2 separate regions of the Homo sapiens genome follow, and region 2 is linked to region 1. The links are chromatin contacts, found by Hi-C in ENCODE. All regions are on one chromosome and are shown on one strand. Each heading gives the region's core, a stretch centred on a gene start or an enhancer-like site at or near the end of the contact. The rest is flanking DNA. Distances are from core to core; before and after follow the strand shown. Region 1 holds the start of LAMTOR1 (late endosomal/lysosomal adaptor, MAPK and MTOR activator 1). Region 2 holds the start of PGM2L1 (phosphoglucomutase 2 like 1).

What was found. A loop is a pair of places that touch in the nucleus more often than their neighbours do. Pooled maps may share reads with other maps.
Region 2: a pooled map shows a loop between it and region 1 (7-fold over the local background). The contact joins the promoter of PGM2L1 here to the promoter of LAMTOR1 in region 1. A Hi-C loop is called at or near these places in 2 of 168 maps with a recorded cell type or tissue (CD8-positive, alpha-beta T cell and naive thymus-derived CD4-positive, alpha-beta T cell) and 8 of 50 pooled maps.

Annotation. Positions count from the first base shown.
Region 1 is chr11:72,101,822-72,104,685 of GRCh38, forward strand. LAMTOR1 (late endosomal/lysosomal adaptor, MAPK and MTOR activator 1) reads right to left here and starts at 1,476. Exons shown (of 5, transcript NM_017907.3): 1 at 1,362-1,476. The coding sequence starts at 1,403. The region is part of intron 5 of LRTOMT (leucine rich transmembrane and O-methyltransferase domain containing); the gene reads left to right. It also overlaps the pseudogene LOC124902837. RefSeq lists enhancers at 1,182-1,261, 2,042-2,562 and a silencer at 1,362-1,631.
Region 2 is chr11:74,397,016-74,399,879 of GRCh38, forward strand. It overlaps PGM2L1 (phosphoglucomutase 2 like 1), which reads right to left and starts at 1,418. Exons shown (of 14, transcript NM_173582.6): 1 at 1,036-1,418. The coding sequence starts at 1,146. It overlaps MIR548AL (microRNA 548al), which reads left to right and starts at 2,222; the gene lies at 2,222-2,318. RefSeq lists enhancers at 1-68, 1,160-1,781, 1,513-1,882, 1,782-2,402.

The DNA of each region.
Region 1 (2,864 bases), core at 226-2,725:
CTTCCAAGTAGAAGCTTGTATCCTTTCTCATACGGCATTAATCCTTCTTGACTCATTCCCTGCAAGAGTCCATATTATGCTTTAAGGGACAATTTCCCACTAGGCTACAGCTCTCCCAGTAGGCAGGGTTATTGTTGTCTCTTTCTCAAAAAGGTGGAAGTGAAGTGAGAGGTATTAGGCACAACACATGCCTAACACAGGGCAAAGGAAATATGTGTTCATTGGGTGTATGGAGAATTGAGAACCAGAAGCCACCCTTGCTTCCCATACAAACGACATTTTCCTAGGCTTAAGCCCTTAATCCAAAATACGTTCACTGAAGAACGAACTACTTCCCAAGTACCAGTGATATAATCTATTTTTGTGACCATCTTCCCCATTAGACCGTGAGCTACCTGAAACCTTTCTACTCTCTCAGGTCTACTATATGTTCAAATGTAGAATCCGGGCTTAGAGACGATCAAAAAAGGAGAGTAGACAGCAACTTGAGACTTCATCCTTGAATGTCAGGCCAGGCAGGGCAGGGATTAGAGTGTGGGGAGAAGTGAGAATGCACTAAGAGGAAGAGGGAGAATTTAAAACTGTACAGGTCTCCCCAGCCTAACCCTTTCTCCAAAGGTATCAGATCTACAGCCAAATTCTCAGAATAGGCATGTCTCCAGCTAAAGGAACCCTCAGGCCCCAGGCAGACTGCACTGAGGCAAGCCAAACTCAGAACCAAATGAACTTCCCGCTCCATTTCTCTTTTCCCACAATCTAGCCAAAGCTAAATCCTCTTTGTTGCTTCCCAGACAATTTCCCACATGTCCCGATGTCCTCACTGTATCGATTAAATCCTTCATTGGCCAATTCAAAGGCCACCAACTTCCAGAGTCGTCCCCTGGCCCTAGACTAGCAGCGACCTTCCTTCTGCAACCCCAGGGACTAAGACGATACACGAATTCCTGATTCATCTCAGGACAGACTAACTCAGGGCCTCAGCTTACCCACCCCTAAAATGGATTCGCAAAGCCCACTAATACACAGAAGACACAGGAAGCTGGGGAAGGGAGTGTTTCCCGGGGACCTAGACTGAGGATCCTTGAATCTGAAAAGTTTTGAAGGTAGGAGCAAACGGAAGTGGTGGGAGCGAGCCGGACAGGCGGCTGCCTGCACACCCCGAGGCGGGGACTGTGTAGAAATCTGGGGCTTTAACAGGGGTAGGAGCCCGGCTTGGCGTCTCCTCTGTAATCTGTCCCCTCCAGGCCTCCGTATTCAGTGAGCCCTGCAGTCCGGCTGCCCGTCCTCCGCAGGTTTCTTTCTGGGCCCCATGCCCCAGTGTCTTAGCCCTCATTCCCGAGCCCCGCCTGCCGCGGCCGCACCTGGTCCGAGTCCTCGTTCTCGCTGCTGTAGCAGCACCCCATGGCCGGGGTCGGGCCGGGCGCTCAGGCCGCGCCGAGGAGGGACGGCGTCCGTGAGGAGCCCTTCCGGTCACATGACCCGCGGCGGCCTCCCGCAGGCAACCACCCGCCCCCACCCCCCGTACCCCCTGTCCCGGAGCCGCTTGGCCGCCTCAGTCAATACCCCGGCTTCCGGTCCCGCCCGCTAGCGCGTGATCGTTGTCAACCAATGGGAAGGCGTAACCGTACACGCAAGCACGTGATGCGGGGAAAGGGCGGGGCGGATCACATGACTTCATCTTTCCAGTCTCTAAACTGGCAGTAGTGGCCATCGTGAATTGTGTTATGCGTTCTCGTGGCCACTAGGCCACTTTTCTGGGCCATTGAGCGAACTCGTACCAAATGCCCTCGTATGCCCTTGTGATATACTCTTCTAAATGCCATGCGAGGGGCGACTGGGATCCAGGCCTGATGCTCCAGATCGTACGGTCTGGGTGCACACACACAGATGATCCAGATGACCAGTACCTAGTCGGGGAACACAGAGGGTGTATCGCCCAGCTGGGCTGGGGGTGAATACACAGAGGGTGTATTCTCCACCTGGGCTGGGGATCTGCGACTTACAGGAAGAAGGGACCTTATACTACCTTCACATGCTGACGCGCAGCGGAGATAAATCCTGGTAGAGGAGATAGAAGCCACCTCACTGACCTCTCTGCTTTCAGGCTTTTATCTTTAATTCTGCCTTTTTTAACAGCACCCATTGTAATCGAACGCACAAAGCTGACCATCAGTTCTCTTTTCCTAACCCCCGCTCCATGTCTTCCCTTGGGCCCTGAACACAGGTCCAAGTCCGTCCAAGATTGTATAGTGATCCATTTGTTGTTCATGAGCGTGTGATTGGGTGTTCACCAGCATGTATCAAATGTGCCACCCTCAAATCTTGTTTTGGCACATTACCCGTCTGACATAACAAGAGCCTGACACCTCTCCCACTGCATGTTCTGGGGTGAGGGGTGGAGGGGTCAGCAATGTGTTTCACTGGACATAGAGAAATAATGTAGTTTCCTGATTGATCTACTGGACTTTGTACATGCAGCCTGGTCTGCCTACTGTCTTTACTGTCTTCGAGACTCAGTACAATGTCCTCCTGATTACCTTCTCTGACTCCATTCTCTGGACATGCCCAGCTCCCTATGCTTAATCCTCATCCAGTGTTAATTCATGCATTTATTGAATCAACAAATATTTGCTGAGCGTCTACTATGTGCCACACATTGTTATATCTGGATATGCAGCAGTTCACAAAACAGCCAAAGTCCCTGTAGTCATGGAACATCCAATAGTGATCACACTATATTGTATTCTCTGTTCCTGGGTCAGTCTCACCTACCAAACTTGGGAGTTCCTGGAGCACAGTGACAGGTTCTGACTCTTCCCTGTAGCCCAAGGCATGGCCTTGCTTACAGAAAACTTGCATATCAA
Region 2 (2,864 bases), core at 168-2,667, 2.3 Mb after region 1:
ATTCAATATTTTTTTGCTGAATGAATGAATGAATAAAGTAAAAACAAAACTTTCAGAAAGTGAAGCCTTAAGGAAATTCATTTGTACAACATAATGTCACATACTACCATACAAATTCCTTAATTCAGTGTCATTAATTCCATTTTAAATGTGCTGCCTTCTCTACTTCAACAAAGGTATTTTACGCACTTGACAAAGCAAAAGCTTGGATTATCTTCCTCTGTTGGAGCTACCAGGGACCTCTTTTACAAGTAAGATAGCTGCATTTTAATTCTGATTGTCACAAATTCATCCCAAATGCCCGCACGAGGTTTAATTACCACCACAACTTGGAGGTGGGGGCGGAGGGTGGGTGGGGAGGTGTTGGTAGAGAAGTAATGGTTAAGGCAAAAACAATCCTGTATTAAGAGTACCACATGAAACCTGGAAAACACGATTCCTTGAACAGATTAATTCCAGAAAATAGCTGCCAGCAGGAGAAAGAAGAGGTAAGCGCCTTGCCTTTCCCAACAGCAAAAGGTGATACTAGACAATACCAGGGAGTGATAAAAGGCCAGCAACTACCTAGCGACAGAAGGAGGAAACACACCAGACCAGAACTAAAGCGGATAGCGGTTAGAAACGCCCAGTAAGGGTGCCAGAAACCACTTTCAGGTATGTGGAGAAGGAAGTCAAGGGAGAAAAAGGGAAAGGAAATCGTTGTTTAGGGTATAACTTACAATGATGATGATTTTTTTTTTTTTTTTTTTGAAGAAAGAGGGAAGACAGCACTTGAAAGGAAAGAGGGTAAAGAAGAGGAAGGGAGGTTACAATTGAGAGCACTGCAGAAGGAAGCGATGCAGATGTTGCCGCCCGGCTCTGGCAGTCCGAAGGAGCAACCCCACGCATAGGTGGGTGGCAACGCCCTGCTCCGCTGCCCCCCGCTCGGTGTCCCGAGCCATCTCCTCTGCAGCCCGCGGGGCGCTGGGTGGGCACAGGAAAGAGCAGACTGTGTGGGGGAGGCGACGGCGTTTGCCGGGCTGACCAGGTACCCACCTTATCCCAGCGGAGCCACTGCCCGATGGCCGTGTCCAGCTGAGGGTCCCCGGTGTGGTAGGGGGCGTGGAGCAGGTTGGAGTTCAGATCCCCCTCTGTGTTTTCAGCCATGGCGACCAGACAGGCGTACGGGCCGGGGGCCGGCGAAGACACTGAGTTGGGGTGGGGGGTGGCTTGGGGTTCGCTCACCAGGGTCCAGGCGTCCCCACCTCACTGAAGGGCATCGGAGACCAACCGCAGGGTGTTCGTAACAGCTCCTGCCGCGGCGTCAGGGAACCGGGAGAGAGGGGGTTTATGGCCGCCTGCTCCCCAGCGGACCAGGTCCGGGTCTCTGGGCGAAGTGACTGAGGCGGTCGCGCCGCGAGAGAACAACAGTCCCAGATGTCTGGGTCCTGGCTCCGCCGCCGCCGCCGCCGCCCGCCCCGCCTACGGCCCCGCCCCGCGCCTTAGGCCCCGCCCCTTCCCGCCCTTGCTGATTTAAGTCCCCGAAGTTCTAGACTGGAGCCCGGGAGCGCGCTCCCCACGCCTCCGAAGTAGTGGGGGTTTACAGCCCGTCCGGGTGGTGAGGCAATAGTGCACGGTTCTTTTTATTTTTTAATTTGCCAAGGGTCTCCTTTCCTCGATCTGCTCTCACGGCTACCACTAGCAAGCTGCCTTTGCGCTTGCCCTGCAGGTCCCCAGCGCGCGCGCAGGCCCCCAGTTTCTCTTGGGGGCACGCGCCGGTTGGGGGAGGAGGGGCAGTGCGAGCTGTCCGCGCACTGCCTCACGGGAGTTGTAGTTCTTTCCTTTGTCTGAGCTCAGCGGAGACCGCCGCCGAGACTACGACTCCCAGCAGCTCCGCGTTCCCCCTTTCCTCAAAAGAAAAAGATCTACCTCGAGGTAGTTCCCTACAGACACGCCCTATCCCTATTAGTTATGCTGCGCTGTGTGGCCCTGGCATTAAATTAAACAAGGAATGACATAGTAAGGGGACAAAGTGGTATCCGTTTAGTGCTGTGCAGTTTACGAATCGCGTTCTATCGCCTCAATCCCTCAGTAAGGTACAGGGGCGTAGTCCTTTTCCGTTTCACACACAAAGAAGAAACTGACTCCCTGAGACACCTCTCCTAAGAGGCCGAGTTCGTGAGCGGTCAAACTAGGGTTCCAATCTCATTTCAGATCCCCTCAGCTGGCAGTTATTTTATTAGGTCGGTGCAAAAGTAATTGCTGTTTTTGCCATTAAAAATAATGGCATTAAAAGTAATGGCAAAAACGGCAATGACTTTTGTACCAATCTAATATCTCTGCTGCTATAGTAAACTAGGAGGTAGGGAGAACAAGATTACTGGAAAATAGATAAGGAAGTTGTTGAGGGAAGATGGTCGGCATTTAACCTAAATATAAGAATGTATAAGCATCACAAGATACCAAGAGCAATGGTAATGGGAATACGGAGGAAAAGGAAATTGGTTCACCCAAATTGAAATAGTCTTCCGTTACTTCTTAGCCGTCTCTCCTATGGAAAGCTCACCTAAGTTGAGGTCTGGGAAATGCTGAGAAGTGCTGACCTGTCAGCCACCTAGCTACTCCTCCGTTTCTTGGTTTGGCCTTCTTAGAATGGCTATGATTTTGGGCAAGTACATTACAACTCTTTCCCTAGTCAGCTTTTTTGTAAGGAAGGTATGATAATATTTACATCATGGCTGTACAGTAACTTAATAAATGGCATTAGGCTGCTTTGAGGTTCACAGATAAAAGACATATTAAGTTCAAAGTATTACTTTATTTCCTTTAAAGTGCCATTTACCATAATAAAATTCAAACTACCAAGGTACAAAAGGATTGTGGTA